Linked DNA regions of Homo sapiens: region 2 is linked to region 1. The links are chromatin loops, found by intact Hi-C in ENCODE. Cell type or tissue: Calu3. All regions are shown on one strand. Links, peaks and the distances in the headings refer to the core of each region. The heading gives the core; the rest is flanking DNA. Region 1 has its middle 320 kb from the start of MIR4445. Region 2 has its middle 570 kb from the start of MIR4445.

Evidence for each region. A loop is a pair of places that touch in the nucleus more often than their neighbours do. Peaks named below come from ENCODE experiments on the same cell type or tissue, not always from the same donor. Only the 100,000 strongest peaks of a DNase experiment are listed, where the experiment ranks them.
Region 2: a loop joins it to region 1, with 4 times the contacts of the local background. A loop is called at or near these places in 1 of 110 quality-filtered maps.

What each region holds. Positions count from the first base shown.
Region 1 is chr3:109,924,997-109,929,406 of GRCh38, reverse strand. No RefSeq gene overlaps it. Among named protein-coding and RNA genes, the nearest start is that of MIR4445, 320 kb to the right of the region's middle. RefSeq lists an enhancer at 1,673-2,872. In Calu3, for the core only: no CTCF peak of the experiment used is centred there; a DNase peak (open chromatin) is centred at 2,056.
Region 2 is chr3:110,175,372-110,179,781 of GRCh38, reverse strand. No RefSeq gene overlaps it. Among named protein-coding and RNA genes, the nearest start is that of MIR4445, 570 kb to the right of the region's middle. In Calu3, for the core only: no CTCF peak of the experiment used is centred there; no DNase peak of the experiment used is centred there.

The sequences.
Region 1 (4,410 bases), core at 132-4,131:
TTTTAATCCTAATATTTATGGTTCCCCAAATATTTGTAACAGTTAAGTTTGATATGAAAAATAACATCTTTGAAAGTTGCACACTTCCCAAACCTAATAAGGAGATTATATGGGATATCTTTAAACTTTCTCTTGGTGTCTAGGAGCCATCCTTGTGAATTTCAGTCCACCTTCTCTGGAAGAGTGGCCCTTCTGTTAGGATAACTGAAATGTGTAAGACACCATTTATACGTTTACAGACATCCCCTAGGATGCTGTGAGTTTTCTATCTTCTTCCTCAGTTATAGCTGAGACGACCCATGTGGCAACTTCTGGTGTTATCTTCTAATTTGGTATTTGGTATATGAGGTACCATCAATTGAAAGTCAATTGACAATGAGTACTAGAGCTAGTCAATCTTCTTAAAGCACCTTATTTTTCACATAACTCTAATTCATTAATATTTTCACTGAGGTATGTGAATATATACATATGTATTCCCAGAAAACTATTTTTCCAGAGCTAAGGTCTCTCTCTCCCTCTCTCTATCTCTCTCTTCCCCTCCCTCCTTCTCTCTCTCTTCCTCTTGCCCTCTCTCCCTCCTTTCTCCTTTTTTTTTTTTTTTTTTTTTTTGAGACAGAGTTTTGCTCTGTCGCCCAGGCTGGAGTGCAGTGGTGTGATCTCGGCTCACTGCAGCCTCTGCCTCCCGGTTTCCAGCAATTCTCCTGCCTCAGTCTCCTGGGTAGCTTGGATTACAGGCATACACCACCATGCCCGGCTAATTTTTGTATTTTTAGTAGAGACGGAGTTTCACCATGTTGGCCAGGCTGGTCTCAAACTCCTGACCTCAGGTGATCCACCTGCCTCTGCCTCTCAAAAGTTCTGGGATCACAGGCATGAGCCACTGCGCCCGGCCTTCTCTCTCTTTTCTACCTCCTTCCTTACTCTACCTCTCTTCATATTTTCTTTCCTTCTTATTTGAGAGGACAGTTCTGACTACAGAAAGAAAAAGCTTATGTTTGTCCGAAACAAAAGAGAAACGTTATTCTAATTACCTTAAAGTATCAATATTCCTTTACCCTAATCCTGACTGATGAACCGTTAACTATGGGACACAGCATTTCAGACACTCACATCCAAGAGCCTATCTATGAATTTGGGGTAGCGAACAATACAAGGTTTGTAGCATTTTTTTCCTAAATGTATTGGCCAGTTGTTCTCACTGTGCTGGGAATCCTGAGAAGCAGTATTTTGTTTGTTTTGTTGTTGTTGTTGTTGTTTTGTTGTTTTGTTTTTTATTTTTTCTCTGCCAGTGTGCTGACCTGCTGGTAGGTACTGAAGACCAACATTAATTCATAGGAACTGACATTTAGTTCAAGGGCCTTTCAGAGTTCAGAAGCATTTAGAAAAGCATCAGTGAAAGCAACTTACATACCTACCCTTACTGGAGATACAGTCCCCACTAGCTCAGAGGTGCTGAATACCTCCTAGTGAATTGTCTTCCCATGTCATTGATGACTGGTTAACTCAGATTCTCCCTTTGCTTTCCATCTTCCATTCATTTAATCATTAAGGCAGAGTACTGGGCTTTGGGGGTATTTTCTTTTTAATTATAAAACTACTGTCTCCAAAAAAATGATCAAAATACTGAAAATTGAAAATCAATATGATAAACACTCACTAAGCACATACAAAAAAATTATTGTTAATTGCATTTTAGTGCATTTTTCTGGCATTGTTTTGTCTCTTATTTTTCCTTCTTTTAACTTTAATGTTCTCAGAATTTGTAAGCATACATGATTGCATTTTCTCATAGCACTTCTTTTACATAGAATAACATGTGATTAAGAGAAAGAATGGTAGTATTGTGTTTTAGTTCTCAACAGGAGGTATATCAGAATGACTAGGAAGATTTTTCAAAAACATTATTTCTCACACAAAGATATGCTTTGATGGAAAGGGAACAGGGGAAGGGGAGGGCATGATTGGTGCCTGTGCCTTCTAACTGAAATTCCCAAGTGACTCATACCCTGTCTCATAACTCAGGAGTGTGACTAAAAGAAACTCAACCTCTGAATGAGGAAACCTAGGTTTTAGTCAGAGCCCCAGCATTCTTTATGTATTTATTCATTCAACTAATACCAAGTGAGTGTTTTCTCGGGCTGCACTGGGCTAGGCTCTACGCTTCAAGTGTTAAAGAAGACAGACAAGTTCTCTGACCTCCTGGAGCTTAAAGTTTAGTTGATGTGACAAGCATTAAACAGATAACCATCTTAACATTAATTTAATTTCTGAATAACATTTTTTTTACCCAGTGTGCTGTGAAAACCTTAGCTATGTGATCCTAGGGAGTTAACCTAACCTCTATGCCTCAGTTTCAGCATCTGCAAGATGGCATAATTCAGACTTGACAAATGACCTTACTAGACTGATGGTAGAAAGATTTAGAAATAATAGTTGTAAATGTGGTGTGAAAAAATATAATGTGTTAAATAAATATTATGATTGCCATCAGTTAGAAAGATTAAAAAATATATGCACACACAAATAATCCATATCTTCCCTTCTAGTTAACATATATATTCTGGTGACACCATCATCAAAATGAAGGAAGATATGATATATCCAACTAGCTTCAGTGATTTCCTCAGTAGATGTGGAATAAGTTAAAGTAATTGTTAATTGATGACTAGGTACAAACATTTCTGCTTATCTATCACTGTTAACAAACTGCACCAAACTTCAGTGGCTTAATAGAGGTTAAGAATTCAGAAAAGACTCATCTGAGAGATTCTTATCTTCGCAAAAGACTGTAACATCAATTGCAGTCACTCAATGGTATTCAGGTGGCGGCTGGGCTAGTGCGGGTTGCGGGGTGAGCAGAGGAAGGGAATGCGTAAGCCGGGCAGCTTGCAAGGAGAGCTGGACGACCAGACTCAGTGGGCCCTTTTCCCCTCCACATAGCCACAGGCGCTCTTTATGTGGTCACCATGTTTTGCTTCTCACATGGAAGATCAGGGCTCCTAGAGTGAGAGTCCCAAGAAACTGAAAGTAGCAATTGCCGATATATTAAAGCCTGGGCCTGGAAATAAGCATGTTTCCCTTCCACTGTATTATACCAAAGCAAATACAAAGTCCACCCAAATTCAAGGGAAGGAAAAATCAATCTCATTTCTCTATGGGAGGAAGGTCAAATAATTTTCAGGCATCTTTAATCTGCTATGCAAATACTGGTAAACATCAACTCTTGCTTAATTCTTTTCTCCACTGGCCTCAGCCCCCATTCATCCATCTTTGTTTCCACAACATGTACAGTGTCAAGTAAACTCCTCATTTTATATAAGATTTATAACAAAGAGAGGAAACGGGGGAAAAATTATTCCCTGCAGGCCCCTTAAAGACGTGACTGAAGAGAGAAACTTGCAACAACTCCCTAAACCAACCAGCGTAAGTACATTCAACCCACAAGCTTGGGGAAGGAGTAAGAGCGTCACTTGCATTGAACTTCTCTTTCCTCTATTGGGAACAAAATATTATTTTGTTTTTCATCTGATAATTTATTAACAAAGAGAAAAACAAAAAATAAAGCCCTAAGTGCCTCCTCTCTGATGTTCAGATCCTGACAGTTAAATAGATTTCTAACAGTGTGCTTGTAATGATCAAATGGCAAGTGAACTTAGAGGTCTTAAGGAGTTAATTATGATAGAATTTAAACTGTAGTATATTTTTACTTTCTATATAAGATGTACCTAAAATTATACTTTACCCTAAAGGAAAAAAACGTGGCATAAAAAAAAGAGCATTTGGAGTCAGATACGCCTTAGTTTGAGAAGCATTCCTGGCACATAGGAAGGGTAAGACTAGCAACATCACAGCTGAGTTTCCATTTCTTCAACACCATTGTTGCTGAAGAAATCAGGTGTGAAATATGTCTATATAAGGACTAACACAGTAGATTTCCAAGAAATATTTGCCAAAGAAATGAATAAAATCCACATCATCAAAGTAACCATCCGAAAAGTAAGATTTGATTCAGAAAGGGATGACCTCTAAGAAAACCGAAGAGGCGAAGTAACATTTATTAAACACCAACTATGAGCTAGGCATTGTGCAAGTTACTGAGGATAAAGACGAAAACACAGACTTTCCTCTCAGAGAAAAGCATGTAACTTAGAAGCTAAATGCAAGGAAGAAAACAATGTTTTTTGGAAATGCAGAGTGTGTGCATACAGCCTGTGGGTCCCAGAGGGGAACAGGCGAGCTGGGCCTTGGGTGAATTTTTAATAATGAGTAGGGATAAATCAAGTAAAAAACAGAGGGCAATGGGGAGAGGCAGGCATAAAAATTATTATGGAAAAAGGCAAATGAGCCCATTAAATGTGCTTTAGATTAGGTCTGAGAAGTAGGGGGGAACAGGCCAGGCATGGTGGC
Region 2 (4,410 bases), core at 160-4,159, 250 kb before region 1:
GACTGGTAGCCCCTTCTTTACCCTTTGTGGCTCTTAAAGTATAATTATGTAAAATGTATAATTATAGGATAGGTTTCATTTAATCCCACAAAAAGCCTTTGTTATTTGCAGTTAAGTCCTGCGTAAAAACAAAACAAACAAGAACCAAAAGACAACAACAAATAAAGACATGGCTAGTCTTGCTACAGCTAAGAACCTAGAAAGGGCGCCTCATCTCTGTCCTTACATTACAATTTTAGTAGTCAGGCTAGAAAAAGTAAATCTGGAAGTAGATCCAGTCCATAAAAGTGCTTGATTTTGTCTGAGATCTTCACTTGACCTACAAATTATCTATCTATCTATCCATCATCTATCTATCTATCTATCTATCTATCTATCTATGTATTTTGCCCAAGCCACATAAAAGACAAGAAGCAAATTATGCTCAGAAAGAGACCAATCTGGTGATAATTTCTAACCCCATGGATATATCAAGGCAATCTAATAGTCAAAATTGTGGAAATACATGAGCACTAATTTTTTATTTCTGAAAGATCCCTAAATGGAATTAATTTGACTGCTGCAAATGGAACGCTCTAAGAATCCATGGAGTGACTATTGTGCAAGAGCCCCTGAGGACTGGCTGCTGTGAACTTTGACACAGTTCTAATTTGGTTTCCTTTCAAAGGAGGTATTCCAATCTTTTCTTTGAATAATTGAGCAAAGCAATTATGCCGTCTCTAGGAAAGCATTAATGTGCCCATGGAGGACACTACAACATATTTCCTCATCATTTCATAATTTATTGATTTTAGAAAACAGTTAATTTCTCTTTAATTGACCCATATTCTGCAGTACATGAAAACAGCCCAGTTAACCACTTCTTAAGTACACATTTAAAGAAGCAGTTTGCCATACCTAGTTGTACATCAGTGATTTTACCATTTTTCTTACTTATTCTGATGCATTATTGTAAACATTGCCAGTTTATAGTTTAAATATTGGTTTAAACTCTACTATTTATTTCCACTAGTTCATAGTTCATAATGTATTTGGGATTATTTATAACAAGATTGCCCAATTGCTAATTGAGAGTGTGAAAGCTTCATCCTTATCTCAGAAGGTTGTAAAATGTCAGTGATAAATAAATTGGAAAAGGGGAATATCCATCAAATGAGCAGAGTTTGAGAGCTTGATATTCTAAACAGTGAATGCAAATAATAAAGGTAAATCTTAGGAAAAACAACACCAATATTCAAAGCCAAAATAAAATAAGGCATTAACACTTGAAATCATGAGTAAAAACCCAGGGTAGACGAAATTTTAAAATTTTTGGAGTAGAAAGGCTGCTGGTTAGTGTCAAGAGTCAAGTGGGACATTTTTCTTTGCCCATCCACCATAACAACTTTATTCCATTCATTCCATCTTGATAGCTTTCTTACAGCTCTTTTTTTTTTAATGTACTTTTTTCTTACTTTACTATTTTTAGACGTACTAAAAATATTGACAAAGGAGAGAAAAAAATCATCAATAATTCAATTTTTTTCAGATAAAATTTCTGGAAACATTTTAGCAGATACACTTCTAGTAGTATTTTGTTCATTTTATATCTCTTCTTACTGTTGTGATACACAAGTAATATACAATAATCACAAAAAATAGAAGATAGAAATAATAAAAATCAAAGCTAATGAAACAGTCTCTAAGCCCCAAATCAGTGTTAGCATACTAGTGCATATTTTTCCATAACAAAATGATCGGTGAATGAGAATGAACACTCAAGTTATTTGAACCTCAGTGAGCAGTGTGAGAAAGATAGACTGATCTTTATGTTGACCAATTTAGGTTGCACCATTGTTGTCCCATATAAGGAATATATGACTGCAGCAATCTCGTGGGATTTTGATCAAGTCTAAAATATTAGGCTGCAGCTCTGCAGAAGAATAGCCTTTACCTTTCAATGGAACGGATGGTTTTATTGTCAACTATCCTGAGATAATTTTGGCACTACCCATACTTCCCCAAAGTGAGTGAGGGAGAGGACTCAGGAGAGAGAAGTTAGATTTTAAATAGATAAATTTTTCTTCTCGCTGAAGGAATTTATGAATATCAGATATGTATTGCTTTAGAAGTCTCTAATATAAGGATTATAAAAAGCATTAACAATTTTAATTTATATCTTTAAACTACTCAAAATATTTTATGCAAAATCTAGACCTAAGAAAGAATTGTTAAAAATAGCTTATTTGACACTCTCTTTCTTTCTCTCCCTGCACTGCCCAAGGTGTCAGTCATATTATGATCATTACATTGTAAGATCCATAATACTCATACTATGTTTTGTAGCCATAATTCTTGGAGATAAAGATGAAAATACAAAGAAATAACTACTAAGAAAAGGGATATCTAAATCTATATATAGAAATATATATATATATACACATACACACATATGTAGTTATTAATAAGAAAATAGTATGCAAATACACACTAAAAACTGTTTTTAATTTACTAAAATATCTTATGTTTTATAAAATACATGTTTATTTGGATTGAAATATGATAGCAAATGATATGATTAAAATGTAATTACGTTAAAGATGTATTTACCAAATAAAAAATACAAAGAAGATTCAGTTTCATTGATTTTTTCAAAATTTCAGAATATTGATAATTTCCAAATCATACTAATATTTCAGAGCATTTAAAGCATGGTACACTTCACAATTGATTTTGTGAATCTAGTAAAATGACTCTAATACAGTTTTTCTGATAAAGAATTCTGTTAAGATGCTATAGACTGAATGTTTGTGTCATCCCAAAATTCATATGGTGAAATCCTAATCCCCAATGTAATGATATTAAGAAGTAGAGGCCTTTGAAGGCAATTAGGTCATAAGGGTGGAGCCCTGATGACGAGATTAATGCCCTTATAAAAGAGAAAGGGACATGAGTCTTTCTATCTCTGCCTCATGAGAATGCAATGAGAAAAGATAGTTGTCTGTAAACAGGAAGAGTGCTCACACCTGCCGCAGAATCTACCAGTGCCGTAATCTTGGACTTCCCAGCGTCCAGAAAAGTGAAGAATAAATGATTGCTGCTTAAGCCACCCTGTATATGGTAATTTGTTACAGCAGCCCAAATTGACTAATATATAGATTTTTTAAAAGTTTACCAGCAGATGCATGAATGCAAGCACATAAAATATAAAACATGCAAATTAAATAACATAACAAAATATTAATCTGCAAAATGAAGTAAAGTATATTCCTATGCTTTGTTGTTTTAATAATAGGGACTATTTTCATGTACTTTATATCACATTAGTAGTAGAAAACCAACAACTCAATAGATGTAGAAAAATTTTAGTGAATGCAATTTGACATTATTCTTAATCAAAACCAACTAATAATCTAAAAGTATTTTTTAATTGTAATAATGAAATATTTTCAAAATGCATCAAAGAAGTACTCACAATTTGTAAAATGCTCCTGGCATACAACAGGGCCCTAAAAAAGACCAAGTGCTATAAAACACATTTTATATATTTAGCATCATAGAATTTAGGAGATTATTTTATTTAGGAGCTTGCAATAGGAAAACATTCATTAAGAAGGAATGCCTCAAATAAAGGAAAGAGACCTGAGATTAAATAGACACAGGTAGACCAATGAGTCATGTGTAAGACTTATGGGATTTGCAACAAAGGTTAGAGATGGTTCTTTTATCTGAGACATTCTGGAAAGGTGGAGGCAGATCTTATCTTAGAATACATAAGAACAGCGTGGTCCTTGTGATGACAGTTTCCTAGAACACAAAAGAGTGGAGAAATTTCTTAATCATTGATATTTTCTGGAAGCACAGGGCTCAGATGAAGTTCAACATTGTCAATGTCTTACCTGGAACATTACATGACTATGCGACTAAAGTTATCTACCATGAGCTTGGCATTATAAGATCCATCAGATCGTGTAACCAGATAGCCACAGTGACCACTGAAAATGCAAATGGTATATTTTGAATTGGGTCTAATAAGCTCCAAACTTACAAGTAAGTTGTATATATGGGTGGCTCAAATTCTCATGTTACCTAGTTCTATTGTATCTATGCTTCTTCCTCAAGTCAAATTGTGATCTTATGAAGACATTCATATGATCAACTTGCAAAGAAGGAAAAAAAATCAGGACTGGTTAAAATATAAGTGTACTATATTGTTCTAATTATTGACTAATACATATAATTTTTTAAAAATTTATTGGCAGATGCATGAATGCAAGCACATAGATACATTTATCTGTCTAAATAATACACTTTAATATATTAAATTATGTTATTTATATATTATATAATACTATATATTCTATATTCTATTATATATTATTTCTGTCATTACAGATCTCCTCAGTGCTTGTCTTAATGACAATTGTAAGG